2 separate regions of the Homo sapiens genome follow, and region 2 is linked to region 1. The links are chromatin loops, found by intact Hi-C in ENCODE. Cell type or tissue: heart left ventricle. All regions are shown on one strand. Each heading gives the region's core, and the rest is flanking DNA. Links, peaks and the distances in the headings are about the cores only.

Region 1 (8,335 bases), core at 273-8,272:
CCTCACAGGGTGGCACCAAGCATTCCCATGAGATAAGGGACAGCAGAGTGTTTTGTAAACTGCAAATTGTTTTCCAAACAGGCAAATGGTGCTGTTGTTTTCCCAGCTATGGAACTCAAGAATTCCTCCACCCACAAGTAAACCCTGTCCTTGGGTGGAAAGGGATATAGTGGTGATAGTGAGGGGCCTGGCCTGTTTTGAGGCCCCCACATTCCACCTGGTGATGCTAGAGGGGCACGGGCCCTTCTGCTCTCAAATTTTGCTGGGGCTCACTAGCTGGTGAAGTCAGTAGGGGTCTTGGCCTTCTGGCTGCTGGCTCTGGGGGCAAGAGAGAGAATTTGGCAAAGGAGGATGAGGGGAGAAGGGAAAGTGAAAACCAGTATATCAGAGCCTGAGGCCTGTGGTCACTCGCTAAAGGAAACATCATCTCAAATTCAATGCTTGTTGAGCTTCAGTGGGGACCCACACCTCAGGTGCATGGCCAGGAATCCCCTTCCTCAGGAAGAAGCCCAGTTTCCACCTCACAGGGGTGTGTGTATGTGTACGTCTGTGTGTGTGTGTGAATGTGTGTCTGTGTGTACCTATTGGGCACTAGCTGGAGCTGTGGAGCTGCCCAAGTGCCATCACAGACCCTCCAGTTCTGGTGGACCCCTGGGGAGCTCAGGGAACATAGGAGAGGAATGAGGCAAGGGTGGGGGCCCGTTGGGTTGTCAGAAATCCCCTCCTATCTTCTTCTTCTTTTTTTTTTTTTCTGAGGCAAAGTCTTATTTTCTTGCCCAGGCTGGAGTGCAATGATGCGATCTCGGCTCACTGCAACCTCCACTTCCCGGGTTCAAGCCATTCTCCTGCCTCAGCCTTCCAAGTAGCTGGGATTACAGGTGCGTACCACCACACCCAGCTAATTTTTTTGTATTTTTAGTAGAGATGGGGTTTCACCATGTTGGCCAGGTTGGTCTCAAACTCCTGACCTCAGGTGATCCTCCCGCCTCGGTCTCCCAAAATGTTAGGATTACAGGCGTAAGCCACCGTGCTTAGCCCCTTCCTATCTTCTTGTCTTCCCAGCTGTGACTGGGAACCATGACATCATTGCCCATTTCAGGTAGCCCCCAGTGGGCTCAGGCATGTGGATATGGAGGCCATGGGGACCCAGAGGCTGCTCCATGGGGGCAATGATGTGGGAGTGGTACTATGGTAGGTACTTTGCAAGGAACGCCTGTCTAGAAGTCTGCCTTGTTACCCACTTATCTCCCCCACCCTATATAGCCCAAGCCCTACAGCTTAACTTTGGGGAAACAGAGGCCCAGAGAGGAAAAGGGACTGGCCTAAGGTCATACTGAGAATAGGCATAGAACCTGGGCCTCCTGTGTCCTGGCCCTGTGCTCATTCTCATGCCTGGGAAGATGGAGCTCTTACTTTGGGACATCTTTTGTGAAGAATAGTGTGGAGTCATGTACCTATGTGAAGGAGGCCAACTTGCAGAAATGCCTTGTGGAATGGAGCAGTCATGATGGGCTCCCTGGAAGAGGAGGTAAAGCCTGGTTCAACAGAGAGGGTAGGTGAGGTACAGGCTGCCCTTGGGCAGCAGGGAGAAAGTTTGCCAGGTTGTCATGTCTCCCATTTGTTGAGCCTCACTGGGGCCTCCTCAATTTAATCTTTTTTTTTTTTTTTTTTTTTTTTTTTTTGAGATGGAGTTTCATTCTGTCATCTAGGCTGTAGTGCAGTGGCACGATCTCAGCTCACTGCAACCTCCGCCTCCTGGGTTCAAGTGATTCTTCTGCCTCAGCCTCCTGAGTAGCTGGGGTTACAGACGCACACCACCACACTAACTAATTTTTGTATTTTTAGTAGAGATGGGGTTTCACCATGTTTGTCAGGCTGGTCTCAAACTCCTGATCTCGTGATACACCTGCCTCAGCCTCCCAAAATGCTGGGATTACAGGCGTCAGCCACCACGCCTGGCCAATTTAATCTTATCTTGTCCTCATGATAGGTTGTGAGAGGTTTTCCCCCTCATCCTTACTCTATAGATTTATTAAATCTACAAATATTGATAGGCACAGTGGCTCATGCCTACAATCTCAGTGCTTCAGAAGCCAAGGCAGGAGGATCACTTGAGCCTAGGATTTCGAGACCAGCCTGGGCAACATGATAAAACCCCGTCTCTACCAAAAAAAAAAAAAAAAAAAAAAAAAACCAAAAAAAAAAAAAATTAGCCAGGTGTGGTGGCATGCACCTGTGGTCCCAGCTACTTGGGAGGCTGAGGTGGGAGAATCATTGAGCCCAGGAGATCAAGGCTGCAGTGAGCTGTGACTGTGTCACTGCACTCCAGCCTGGGTGACAGAGCAAGATTCTGTCTCAAAAAAAAAATCTACAACTATTACCTGAGTTAGTGCTCTGTGTCAGGCCCCGTATCCCAGTACTGGGACCTAGAGGTGGCCAGGCAGACTGGCCCTGCCCTGTGGGCCCACAGTCTGATGAGGGAGGCTGCTGGTGTTGGCCTGGCTGGGGGATCAGCCATGTGATTTGGGGCCAGTTACTTCCCCTCTCTGTGCCTCAATTTCTCATCCAAAAAGTGGTGATAATGAAGTCCTTTCCTCCTAATGTTTATAAAGTACTCCAAACAGAGCCAGGCACATTGAAAGTACAATATCTGTATGTGTGTTTTTGCTTAAAGAGTTATCAAAGGAACAAGCTAATTGTATGTTGTGAGCAAGTGCTGCACAGGAAGTGAAAAGGGCGATGACGTGAGAGCTTTCTGGGGAGCTAGGAATGTTTTCTGTCTTGATGGAAGTTTGGGTCCCAAGGGTGTGTGCAATCATCAAAACTCATTGAATTGGACCCTTGAGACCTGGGCATTTTACTATATGTCAATTATACCTCAATAAACAAAGCATATATTGAAAGAAAGAAAAACAAAGGATGAAGAGGGAGGGCTTCTGAGAGGAGATGACATTGAGGTGGACCACATTGAGGGGAGGCCTGGAGGAGAAGGCTCTGGCTATGGGGAAGGAAGATGAGAAAACTGAGGCTCTAGGAGGTTTTGGGCTCAGGGTCAACTCAAGGGGTCAGGAGAGACAGCTCAGGGGATTTCTTGGCAGCTGGACCTGGGCCCAGGCTGAGGGCTCTGGCTCCTGTGATGTACTCTGCAGAGAGGCCAGTGGGGCGTTTATTATATTTTCCGGGGACGGCCCTCTCCCCTGTCCCTATGCCTATTTTCAGGGCTTTGGCGTTTGTAGAGGGACTATTTTAATCCATGTGGGAAATGGGTTCCTAAATATGGACTCAGTGGGGCAGAAGCCTTGAGAGGCTCCAGCTCAGGGCAGCTCCACCTGCTCCTCTACCTCAGCAAAGCACAGGATGCAGGCCCAGGCTGGAAGGCTCTCCAGCCCCTCCTTGGCCATCTACCGCCCTCCTTCTTTCCCTCTGGCTCCTCCTATCTCCCTCCAGTCCTGGGCCCATCCTCCCATCCTTTGTTTGCTCGGAAGCCCAGTGTTTCCTGCCAGGCCCCAGCCAGGGACCCCCAAGTGAACTTGACCTGCCTCTGCCCTCAAGCTGCTCCCAGGGTGGTAGGAGGAACAGAAGCAAAACCAGTAAGAAAGGTGCTGGGAGGGGCCGGGCGTGGTGGCTCACACCTGTAATCCCAGCACTTTGGGTGGGTGGATCACGAGGTCAGGAGATCGAGACCATCTTGGCTAACACGGTGAAACCCCATCTCCACTAAAAATGCAAAAAATAGCTGGGCGTGGTGGCGGGCACCTGTAGTCCCAGCTACTCGGGAGGCTGAGGCAGAATGACGTGAACCCGGGAGGCGGAGCTTGCAGTGAGCCGAGATCGTGCCACTGCACTCCAGCCTGGGTGACAGAGCAAGACTCTGTCTCAAAAAAAAAAAAAAGAAAAGAAAAAGAAAAAAAGGTGCTGGGAGGACTTTCCAGAGAGAGAAAGAGAGAGAGAGAGAGAGAGAGAGAGAGAGATGGAGACAGAGAGAGAGAGAGATTGATCGATCTGAATTGAGCCCTGAAGTTTCCCCAAAAAGAGGGAGTTGACCCAACAGAGAGGATGAGGCAAGAATGCACATGACAGGGACCAGCACAGACCTAGACACAGAGGCCTGGGGGAGTAAGGCCTGTTTGGGAACAACATATATATTTTTCTGGCCAGAACAAAGTGGTTTTGGCCCAGAGGTGGCAGGAAGTGAGGTGGGAAAGGAAGGCAAGCCCTGCGTGCTGGGGGAGGACATTTATCTGGAAGATGTGAGGAAGTGTCTGTGGCCACAGGTGGATTAGAGTCATAAGGGGAGAGGCAGGGCTGAGGACCCTAATGAAAGCATTCCAGCTGTGAGCTTGGACTTTTAAGAGAGAAGAGGAGGACTCTGATGTGGGAGTGAGATGCCACAAGGCAGGCAGTGAGGAGGGAGTGTGGGAGCCAGCCTGGGAGGCCTGACAGGAGATGGTCAGGTCAGACTGGGGAGGAGAGAACCAGGCAGGGGGAGGGGGAGGAGGCAAAGAAGGAACCCGGTGCAGGGAGGGAGGATGGTACCTCTTGGCTCCTGTGGCTGAGGATTGGGGTACCCCTAGCTAGGGCCGCCACAGGACATGGTGGAGGCAAGTGGGGGGCACTGAGCTTTCTGGTCCCAGTGCTGAGAAAGAAGCTGGTGATTGGGAATTGTGCGGGCACTAACCTGAGGGGTGTTCTGGAAGGCAAGGGCAGCATGAGCAAGGATCCATGGTGTCCAGGCAGGAGTGTCTGCCCACAGCAGCCTTGACGCACACCCCCAGCCTGCTCTGGGTAATGGAGCAGGGGCACAGAGCTGCTAGAGGGCTTGTCCAGCCCCTGGCTCTCTGTATTCCTTGCACTGCCTGTATTCCCAGGCTAGGGTTGAGGGGAGCAGCTCCAGAAAAGGAGGGACAGCCAAGGGGCAGCAGGCTCGAGAAACCACTGCCTGCCTCTCCCCTCTCTGGGACACTGCCCTGACCCAGTTTGTCTTTACCTAGAGAGCGTGCATGGTCACAGAGCCTGCCCCTAACAGTGCCCTGTGTAAAGTGGCCTGGCTCTCCCCATCCTGCAGAGGAGGAAATTAAGGCTGGGGCAGCCCAGGGTCCTATGGCTGCTGAGCAGTGCTGATCCGAGCCCCGGTCTTGAGCATCAGCCCTGGTCCCCAGCCCTCCTCCATTAGGAAACACAGTGTCACAGATGGTCCTTGAGTGAGCAACCCTTTTTGGGGGTGGCTTGTCCCTGCTGTCCCCATTCTGGGCCATCTCCTCATGCATGCTGACTTCTTCTTCTCCCCCTACAGCAGGGCCACTGTGAGGCCTTGTTCATTTCTGGTGCTGGTTGGCAGCCACAGTCCAGGGCTGAGTTAACCCGAGCAAGGATCCTGATGCCCGCCCACTGGATGCTTGCCTTGGCTGGGATGCACCCTGTGGGGATGACTCTGCTATTATACCATTTTACAGAGTTGTGGGCTGCAGCTTGGAGCTGTGAATGTATGCCTGAGGTCACACCGAGTCATTGGAGGAATTCAATCCCAAACCCACATCTCACTCCACTCAGCTGTCATCTCCCTCAACTAGGGTCCTCCCTTCCCCCAGTCTCTACCTCTGGGTCCTTACCGGTGATCTGTAAGCATGGAATGAGGGTGGAGGCTGGGCAGCTAGGTCACCTTGAGATGGCCCCACCTCTCTCACAGTGCGATGACATTGTCGCCCTGGTACTGCATAGCAGCTCCCAGGAAGGCTATAAAGTTACCTTGGGAGCTGGGTACTGACTGGGTGGTCATGACCAAGCAACTCATTTTAGAAGCACTTTTCTTGGTAGTGAGAGTTTTGTTCTCATGCCCACTCCTGGAGAATCTGAAGTCTTAATTACTTTTACCCCTACAGGAGTGTGGCCTTGTCTCCCTCCACTCTGGGCCAGTTTCTTTGTGGGAGATAGATTGACAGACACAGGCCTCAACCTCTCCTGCAGGAAGTCTTCCTTCTCACTCCAGCACTCTCCTGATCATGCTGAGTCCTGTAGGGCAGATTTGCGTGTTAGTGCACCCTCTCCCCTCCCCAGCCTTTCCCCAGCACCTTCTGCTTCTACACTTACATTTCTCATAGATGCCCAGGGTGAGAATCACAAGGGAGGCACCAAGGGCCTACTATGTACCAGGTGCTATCCTGTACAATTTACATGTACAATTTCCAACCCTAGCCTAGGAAATGGAACAGCTGTGTCATCCTTATGGTAAAAATGAGGCTCAAGGGATGTGTGGCCCCTGGCTTGGGGTCCCATGGCTGCTGTGTGATTAGAGTGGGGTTATAAAACCCACTCAATTTCCATCTGAGAAGGGAAGCAAGGGCTTCTTTGGCCTCTGAGCCCCTCGAAGCAGTCAGCCACCTCCTACGGACTCCTTGAACTACCTGCCAAGCTGCTTGAGCCCAGGACTGACCCTCAAGTCCAGAGGCTCACTGGACCACAAGTCAGAGAAACCTAGATTCAAATTCTCATTCTGCTCCTTATAAGCTGTGTGACCTGGGGCAGGTCACAGGCCTCAGAGCTTATATGTTTTTGTCTGCAAAATGATGGTAGAGGGCTCTGAGCCTGACACTTTCTATGTGCACCCACCTACAGCTCCTGTATGACAGCCCCAAGGCCCGGCAGGAGGTAGACCATCACTGGCAGGCTTCTGGCGGCCCCCATATTGTCTGCATCCTGGATGTGTATGAGAACATGCACCATGGCAAGCGCTGTCTCCTCATCATCATGGAATGGTATGCTGGCCTGCCCTGTCTCCACACCCCCTCGGCATCCCTGTGGCCCTCAGGCTCCCTGCCACGCTTCTAGGGGCTTTCTTTGTTTTTCAGGTAGCAGATCTGGGTGCCACTGTAGCCCCTGAGGGGCAATGGAGCAGGCAGCCGCAGGCCCTGCCTGTGGATCTATGGAGTTGGCCATAAGGACATTCCCTCAAGGGTGGGCAAGAAACCACAGGGGTTAATATGGCCTCCCTGAGTGTGATTTCTACTCTGTGAGGAGGACTGGAAGAGCTGTCAGAGAAGGCTCCCAATCCCTGAATATGGATGGATGGGGGATTTGGGGAAGAACAGGACCCACGCAGTTCCCTCAGCTTTCTCTCCTTTTGACCTGGGTATGTGCTCCCATGGTCCCACCAGGAACTGGGTGCTTGGGGCCTAGAACCAGGAGCCAGTGGCCTTTTCCACCCTGGGCTTCTTCCTGTAACACCATGGCTCAGCACCAGCCATCCTTGGACCGGTTAGCCAGTTCTTCAGATTTGGGGTTCAGATCCTGCCTCTGCTACCCACTAGCTATGTGACCGTGGGCAGCTCTTAACCTCTCTGAATCTCTGTAACTCAGATGTAAGATGTGGGAAAGATCTTAATGTAGCATTTACCCTGTGCTTGACTCCATTCTAAGTGGCCCATGTGTATTGCATATTCAATCTGCATGACTATGGGGTTGGTGCTGTCATCCCTATTATACAAAAGAGATAGCTGAGGCACAGAGAGGTGAAAGAACCAGCCCAGGATCACACAACAGCGCTCATGAAACGTGGATCCCAGGGCATGGCACACAGTAGGTGCCCAGAGAACAGTGGTCATATGATGATAATTAACATCTCATCCCACATTTGGGGAAACAGAGACTTGAATGGGGTTGGGAGTACCCAAGCCCTCACAGTCAGGTAGGGGCCGTGCCACTGGGAACACACAGGCTTCTTGGCAGGGATCAGAGCCCACCACCCTCTTCTAGTTCCAAGAGTTCAGTTCAACCCACCTAAGCTGACAACCCACCATGCACCAGGTTCTACAAGGGACAGGGAGGCTGACAGTGGCTGTTCAGTAGGGGAGGAGCGGAGCAGCAGGGTCTGAAGCCTGGGCCTATGATTTGGGGCAGGGGCAAGGGTAGGATGATGTGCAGTTTCCCCCTCTCTGCTTATAGTCACCTCTTTTACAGCATGGAAGGTGGTGAGTTGTTCAGCAGGATTCAGGAGCGTGGCGACCAGGCTTTCACTGAGAGAGGTATGTGCATGTAGCTGGACCAGCAGGAGGATTCAGGGTGAGAGGTATGGACCAGAGCGTTGTGTGTGATGCTAGGCAAGACCCTGTTCCTCTCAGTCTTCCCATCTGAATAAGAAAGGGTGAGACTCAGTGTCCATCCCCACAAGGGACTCTCTGAGTCTGAGACACTTTGTCGAACTTGGACTCTCTATGGCTTTGGGATGGAGGCCTCAAAGCCTCTTGATGCTGTCTCGCAGTTGAGCTGGGGAGAGGTAGCTCAGGACTGAGGAAAGAAGTTTAGATGGGTTGGGGGTATCCTCGGAGGAAACTGGGGTGTC
Region 2 (8,335 bases), core at 326-8,325, 49 kb after region 1:
CTCATATATTGTTATCTCTGTAAATCCTTTCCTAGATTCTTGGCCCTACCCCTCTCTTTCTCCAACCAGATATATTTTATTCTGTTAAATCCTGTTATACTTTGTATTTTGTAGTGGTATATTTACTTTATCCTCTTCATTAGACTAATGTCTTTCCAACTTTTGACTATGACCTACAATAAAAAATACATTTAAAATTCTTATTTGGGCCAGGCACAGTGGCTTATGTCGGTATTCCCAACACTTTGGGAGGCCTAGGTGGGTGGATCACTTGAGGTCAGGAGTTTGAGACCAGCCTGGTCAACATAGTGAAACCCTGCCTCTACTAAAAATATAAAAATTAGCCGGGCATGGTGGCGCACGCCTGTAATTCCAGCTGCTCGGAAGGCTGAGGCAGGAGAATTGCTTGAACCTGGGAGGCGGAGGTTGTAGTGAGCTGAGATCGCGCCATTGCGCTCCAGCCTGGGTGACAGAGTAAGACTCTGTGATCCTCCCAAAGTGTTGGGATTACAGGCGTGAGCCACCGCGCCTGGTCTATCTTTGCATTCTTGGCAGACGCACCTCAGAACCAGGCATGCAGAAGGTTTTACACACGTATTTGTAGCATTGAATTGGACATTTTTATTAATGTGGTATAAAGACTGCTTTTTGGAGACTTCTGAGGTGCCATTTCACACTAATTGCTCATACTGAATTTATAACAACTCTAGGTTTTATTTTATATGAACTGAAGTCAAGCTATATCCCCTCCATCCTGAACTTGTGTGATTGATATTAAACAGAAATGTAAAATTTTAGTTTCATTTAAAAAGTATTTTATATTTCCGTTAACATTAACACTGTATTTAGCTCATGAGTACAACCTGTCAAATCTTTTTGAAGCTTAAGTTTGTGATCCAAGATATTACTATATTTTCTTTGGACCTTTACGCAATTGATAAGCCTGTCTTCTATGTTTTTCCAAGTGGCTAATAAAAATGTTGGACAGGAGAGGAAGAAAATTTTATTGTCCTAGAGGGGAATTATGTCTAGTGTATAAACAAGTAGTGTCTGCAGTGTTGTGATTTGAATGCAGATTATCTGTATGAACATTTTATGATAGTGCCAGCCGTACCACCTTTGTGAACTTGATAATGTTTGGGGTTAGGATGGGCTCCTTAGCCTTAGTTCATGGCTATGGTGTTTTAACAAGGGGGAAAGATGCTGCTAAAAAGTCTGTATGGACTTACTAAAGCATGGGGAGTGAGAAAGAAATATCAGCATTGAAAAGATGTTAACTTCATTTTCATCTTCCTGTACAGGAGGAAGGGTGGCACTAAACTTTTCTCAGAGTTTTGTTTCTGACATTCTCTCCACATTTTTTCTCCCCTCCCCTCCCCGCTCTCCTCCCCCCCCCCCACCCACTCCCTCTCCCCTCTCCTCTTGGCTGGTCTTGAACTCCTGACCTCAAGTGATCTGCCTGCCTTGACCTCCCAAAGTGTTGGGATTACAGGCGTGAGCCACCATGCCGGGTCTCTCTCCACATTTTCTATACTCTAGATATGCTGGACAACTCACCCTTTTCCAGACAGGACTATAATGTTCTTACCTTTATTGCTTTACTCAGGGTGTTGTTATATCATTGGAATCCCATGATTCCCTTTCTCTGCTTGGGGAATGTTAACTGAAAAAGCTCAAATGTCATCTCTTTTTTATGCCTTTCCCTACTCTGCCTGATATAAATAAGCATTGCTGCTTCTACTGCAGTTGGTACCAACCTCTAGTATGTCATTTATCCTTCTAGATCATGCTTAATTTCATCTCTGCCTCAGGGACTGAGTTTCTTGAGGATAAGGAACTTTGTCTTCATGTTTGTATCATCAGGACCTAGTTCATGGTGAGTGACTGGTGAATGCTTAATTAAGATTCCAACCTAGTGAAGAATTTTATTTTGTTTTATTAATCCTGATGGTATTTTAAAAGGCAGGCTGTAAACCTAATAATATTTGATTGTTAGAAATTTGTGACATCATGAGTGTACTTTTTTTCCCTTGGCCTTTCTCTTTCTTGAGCCTGTTAGAGAGGCTTAGTGCCTGTGGCTAAGTTCAGATGACAGATTTTGAGTGGGAGCCTTAGGATTCCAGTATGAATCCCTCTCTCTCACCTACAGTTTCACAGTCATCACAACAGTGATCCACAAATCTTACAGCAGGTAACTGGGATGCAGTTTGAACTTATCCCGACAATACTTCTTTTGTTTGACATCTTTGGGGAATGCTGTGTTTTGGATGAGTGACTTTTCCAGGGAACTCAAGGTTAAACCTTTAAGAGCACCAAGAAGAGATTTTGTCTATTTCTGTTAGAATTTTTTCTAAAATATGACTTATCTAGTCTTTTCTATATTGTGAATTCAGTATCTTGAATACATTTGAGCTTTTTATTTTCCTATGTAACATTTCCTTCTGATTACATAACGTATATATCATTACAGAAATGTCAGTAAATACAAAAAAAATACAAAAAAGAACATAAAGGTGATGTCTTATTTTCATTACCCAGACAACCCCTTTCAACATATTGTCATATCTTTTTAGTTTTTTTTTTATTGTATATACATTTAAGTAGGCATTTAAAATAAATTTGGAACCATACTGCTTATATTGTCTTATAATCTACTTTTATTTTAAATCTATTATACTTTGAACATGTTCTAATATCTGGATTCTTCACTCTTTTAAGACTGCCGTTCTGTAATACAGATATACTATCCTTTACTTTCCTACTTTTGAGCAGTTGGTTGTTTGAAATTAGCTGTTGCCAGATTGTCCTCCAGGACAGTGAGGGTACTTGTTTTCTGCATTTTTGTTATAATAGGGCATTATTTCCTCCACAGACTTGCATTTTGAAAAATTTCAAAATTGATACATGCTTGAGAGCAATAAATCCTCTCTTTACAAAAGTAAAAGGTCCCCTACTACCAGTTCCACTTCTTGAGTATCAGTTGTTTAACTGAGTTTCTAGTGATTTGACATTATTAATACAAAAAAGTGATTATGACGGTTATGATGTTAATACAGGGATATTTGTTTCTTCCTCACTGACATCTATAGGAAAATTGCTAGTTCCAGTGAGTGTATGCTTCAGGATGAAGTTCTCATCAGATCTCCTTGTAGCTGGACTTGCCACACCATTATGGCATGTTAAGTCACCACTCTGACACAAAAACCCTGGAATAATTATATGAAAGCTGGAACCCTTATTATCAAATCCTTTTTCTCCAGTGGTTAGAGCATGGAAGTTTTCTGCTGTCTTTGGAACTTTGTCTGCAAACAGCTCAAAGGAGACGTGGCTCAAGGGCTGTCCATGGCCTAGAACATGGTGGGGTTGACGGTGGCTGGTGGCAGGGAGCTTTGGGGGGCAGTGGTGTCTCCAAAGCCTTGCCCATTTTCTAATTGAGTTGTTTGGTTTTTTGTTGTTTTGTAGGAGTTCTTTATATTTTTTGGATATTAATCCTTTATACAGCAGTCTCTAAGCTTTTCGACACCAGGGACTGGTTTTGTGGAAGGTAGTTTTTCCATGGACAGGATGAGGGGATGGTTTCAGGATGATTCAAGTGCATTACATTTATTGTGTACTTTATTTCTATTTTTATTACATTGTAATATATAATGAAATAATTATACAACTCACCATGATGTAGAATCAATGGGAGCCCTGAACTTGTTTTCCTGCAACTAGATGGTCCCATCTGGGGGTGACGGAAGGCAGTGACACCAGAAGTGTGTTGCTTATGTCCAGTCAATGCCTTAATCTCGCTTTGGTTGCCATCACTGCAGAAAACTCTGCTGCACAAAAATAGGATGTTGGAAATGGAAGCAGGCTTTTCAGTGCTTTTGTGGCAATCTCAGGATATTCCGCCTTGACTCTAATCCAGAATGTATGGAGATTTGAAGTTGTCCCAAACATACCATTAAGGCTGTTGTCATTTGTGATCTCAAGCAGTTGATCCTCTTCTAGCATGCACAAAGTCAATTCACCTGGTTTATTCACAGATTGGTCGTGGATCTATTCCTTCCCAGTTTGGGGGTCTTTTGTGGTTTGGAAGTAATGCTCAGACTCTTTTGAAAGCTGAGATACGTGATCATGCACCAGCTGGGAGAAAGAAGGCCCTGGCTCAGTCTCTTGTAAAATCTCTGCTCGCCAAGCATGGTGGCTCACACCTATAATCTCAGCACTTTCGGAGGCTGAGGCAGGTGGATCACCTGAGGTCAGGAGTTTGAGACTAGCCTGGCCATCATGGTGAAACCCCATCTCTACTAAAAATACAAAAATTAGCTGGGCGTGGTGGCACGCACCTATAATCCCAGCTACTGGGGAGGCTGAGGCAGGAGAATCGTTTGAACCTGGGAGGTGGAGGTTGCAGTGAGCCAAAATCACACCACTACACTCTAGCCTGGGCAACAGAGCAAGACTCCATCTCAAAAAAAAAAAAAAAAAAATGCCGGGCACAGTGGCTCACTCCTGTAATCCCAGCACTTTGGGAGGCCAAGGTGGGAGGATCACTTGAGGTTAGGAGTTTGAGACCAGCCTGGCCAACATGGTGAAACCCCATCGCTACTAAAAATACAGAAATTAGCTGGGCATGGTGGCAGATGCCTGTAATCCCAGCTACTCGGGAGGCTGAGGCTGAGGCAAGAGAATCACTTGAACCCGGGAGGTGGAGGTTGCAGTGGGCTGAGATCATGCCACTGCACTCCAGCCTGGGCAACAGGGTGAGAGTCCATCACAGAAAAAAAAAAAGAAAAAAAAATCTCTGCTAAATCCCAGTGTTGACTCATCGCCCTCATTATTCCAGTTTGGCTTCGAATGCAGCCACTTTATCTGGTGATTTGAACACAGTTGTTGTTCTCCCTTGAAGTGACAGATTGAGCAGGTTGAATATGTCACACAAGTAAGCAGTTTGTGACCCATTCTGCGTCACTGAAATGTGCTGCCAGTAGTGACTGACTGTTTTTCTAAAAGAAATCACTGGAGCTGCTTTCATAACTCAAAAACTCTGGCCAGTGATCTACCTTTAGAAAGTCATCTCACTTCTGTGTGTAAGAGAAGACATGTATGCTCTGCGTCCATTTCCTCACAGAGCTGTGCAAATAGAATGAGCTAAGGGCATGTACTTTAATGTGGTTGATAATTTTAATCACATCCTGTAAAATGTTGTTAAGTTCAGGCGACATTTTTTGTCATTTTTTGACACCGTGCATAGACTTACATTCTGAAGTGACCTCTTTGACCTGAGTAGTGAAATTAGAAAGCTGTCCAGTCATGGCAGCCATTCCATCTATGCATATACTGACACAAAATGACCAGTTTAGTTTTCCTGATATGTAATCATTCAAAGACTTGAATAGTTCTGCAGCTGTGGTGCTAGTTGGCAACAAAGGTGCACACAACATATCCTCATGTGCATCCTCCTGAAAATATATCGCACAAAAGCAAGCACTGTTGCCTTGTCAACATTGCTGGACTTGTCAACCTGGATTGCATACTACAGTGACTCAATCCTCTCTTACAATTGTACCTCAATATCTTCTGCTATTTTATTTATTTGTCTAATTATAGTACTAGCCGAAAGAGGAACATGTGCCACATTTTGAACTGCAGCCTCTCCTAAAAGTTCATGACAAATGTCCTCAGCAGCAGGCAGGATCAACTCTTCACCAATAGTAAAGGGCTTCTTAGTTTTAGCGATGTGGTTAGCCACTAAGAATGTGTCTCAAGTGCAGACACATTTGATGAAGTGGTGGCCTTCAATAATTGCTTCTGTTCTTAGTGTTTCATTTTTTTTCTTTTGAAAAACTCCAAAGGCTTGTCTTTTAATGCAGGGTGCTTGGTCTCCATGTGGTGAGACAGTTTTGAAGGTTTCATGGCTTTGTTGGATAACCGGTTGCCACATTTTATACAAAGCACTTGGAGAATGTGAATCATTTGTTGCAATGAACCCGTAATTTAAGTAGGACTCTTGGTATTTTCATTAATTAATTAATTATTTTGTGAGATGGAGTCTTGCTCTGTTGCCCAGGCTGGCGTGCAGTGGTGCAATCTCGGCTCGCTGCAACCTCTGCCTCCTGGGTTCAAGCGATTCTCCTGGCTCAGCCTCCTGAGTAGCTGGGATTATAGGCGCATGCCACCAAGCCTGACTAATTTTTGTATTTTTAGTAGAGACAGAGTTTCACCATGTTGGCTAGGCTGGTCTCAAACTCCTGACCTCAGGTGATCCCACCCACCTTGGCCTCTTAAAGTGCTGGGATTACAGGTATGAGCCACCATGCCTGGCCGGTATTTTCTTTTAAATGCAGCTTTCTTTATTGTTGGCATTCTTAGAATGTCTTAGAGTCTTCTGCTGTCTCATCATTGAGTCTTCCCCCCTTTTCAAAGAAGCTCTCCAGTGATGTTTGTTTTTTACTCATTTTGCCTAGAGCTAGCTTGTGGGCTTACCAAAACTGTGACTGAGACAAGTGCACCATGTGGGAAAGAGGCATGGACTGTAAATAAAATAATGCGTGGGCTATTCGAGGAGTAAATTAAGTGTCGGATTGTGACTTAAAGCCTGCCACCAGATACAGCTGTGTTAAGTACATTAACTCACTTGCCACTGTAAAGCGTGCCATCTGATGCAGCTTAATTGTCACTTGCCACTCACTGATAGGGTTTCAGATGAGTCTGCAAGCAATTGATTGTCAAACCTCTCTGCTAATGTTAATCTGTATTTGCAGCTGCTTCCCAGTACCAGCATCATTGCCTCAGCTTCACCTCGGATCATCAGTGTATTAGTCTGTACTCACGGTGCTAATAAAGACATACCTGAGACTGGATGATTTATAAAGGAAAGAGGTTTAATTGACTTATAGTTCAACATGCCTGGGGAGGCCTCAGGAAACTTACAATCATGGCAGAAGGGGAAGCAAACATGTCCTTCTTCACATGGCAACAGCAAGGAGAAGTGCCAAGCAAAAGGGGGAAAAGCCCCTTGTGAAACCATGAGATCTTGTGAGAACTCACCATCACATCTTCATGAGAATGGCAGCATGGGGGTAACCAGTCCCATGATTCAATTACCTCCCACCAGGTCCCTCCCACGACACATGGGGGATTATGGAAGATATAATTCAAGATACGATTTGGGTAGGGACACAGCCAAACCATATCAGCCAGGCATTAGATTCTCATAAGGAGCATGCAACCTAGATCCCTTGCATGCACAGTTCACAACAGGGTTCGTCTAATGCTGCTGCTGATCTGACAGGAGGCGGAGCTCAGGTGGTAATGTGAGCAGTGGGGAGTGGCTGTAAATACATATCGTTGAAGCTTTGCTTCTTTACCCACTGCTCACCTCCTGCTGTGTGGCCTGGTTCCTAACGGGGATAAAGCAGGGTTGGGGAGCCCTGCTTTATCAGATAGGTGACTTGGAAATATTTCTCCCATTCTGTGGTTGTCTTTTCACTCACTTGGTGGTGTCTCTAGATGTACAAAAATTTTAAATTTTGATGAAGTCCAATTTATCTGTTTTTTTTCTTTTGTTTGTACTTGTGGTGTCATGCTACGAAACTGTTGCCAAAGTCAGGATCATGAAGCTTTTCCCCTATGGTTGTTTATAATTTATTTTTATTGTGGCAAAACGTACGTAACATAAAATTTGCTATTTTTACCTTTTTTTTTTTTTTTGGAGACAAGGTCTTGCTCTCTCTCCCAGGCTGGAGTGCAGTGATGCAGTTATAGTTCACTGTAGTCTCAAACTCTTGGGCTCAAGTGATCCTCTGCCTCAGCCTCACCAGTAGCTAGTACTATAGGCATGTGCCACCATGCCTGGCTGATTTTTTAAATTTTTTGTATGGATGGGGTCTTGCCATGTTGCCTAGGCTGGTCTCAAACCCTTGGCCTCAAGAGACCCTTCTACCTTGGCCTCCCAGAAAGCTGGAGTTACAGGCATGAGCCATTGTGCCCTGCCCATTTTGAAGTATATAGTTCCATGGCATTAAGTATGTTCACATTGTTGTGTAACTGTCATCCACTGTCTATCTCTGGAATTTTTTCGTCATCCCATACTGAAATTCTACACCAGTTAAATGAAAACTCTTTATTCCCCCTCACCCCCAACCCCTGGCAACTACTGTTCTACATTCATTCATTCGTTCGTTCGTTCATTCATTCATTCATTCATTCATTCATTATTTTGAGACAGAATCTCGCTGTGTTGCCCAGGCTGGAGTGCAGTGGTGTGATCTCGGCTCACTGCAACCTCTGCCTCCTGGGTTCAAGTGATTCTCCTGCCTCAGCCTCCCGAGTAGCTGGGACTACA

The links. A loop is a pair of places that touch in the nucleus more often than their neighbours do. Peaks named below come from ENCODE experiments on the same cell type or tissue, not always from the same donor. Only the 100,000 strongest peaks of a DNase experiment are listed, where the experiment ranks them.
Region 2: a loop joins it to region 1, with 8 times the contacts of the local background. A loop is called at or near these places in 5 of 110 quality-filtered maps.

The regions. Positions count from the first base shown.
Region 1 is chr3:50,633,754-50,642,088 of GRCh38, forward strand. It overlaps MAPKAPK3 (MAPK activated protein kinase 3), which reads left to right. Exons shown (of 11, transcript NM_001243925.2): 3 at 6,613-6,752; 4 at 7,954-8,018. Among named protein-coding and RNA genes, the nearest start is that of MAPKAPK3, 21 kb to the left of the region's middle. In heart left ventricle, for the core only: no CTCF peak of the experiment used is centred there; no DNase peak of the experiment used is centred there; H3K27ac peaks cover 3,583 bases.
Region 2 is chr3:50,682,450-50,690,784 of GRCh38, forward strand. The region is part of intron 1 of DOCK3 (dedicator of cytokinesis 3); the gene reads left to right. It also overlaps the pseudogene PPIAP69. Among named protein-coding and RNA genes, the nearest start is that of MIR4787, 12 kb to the left of the region's middle. In heart left ventricle, for the core only: no CTCF peak of the experiment used is centred there; no DNase peak of the experiment used is centred there; H3K27ac peaks cover 769 bases.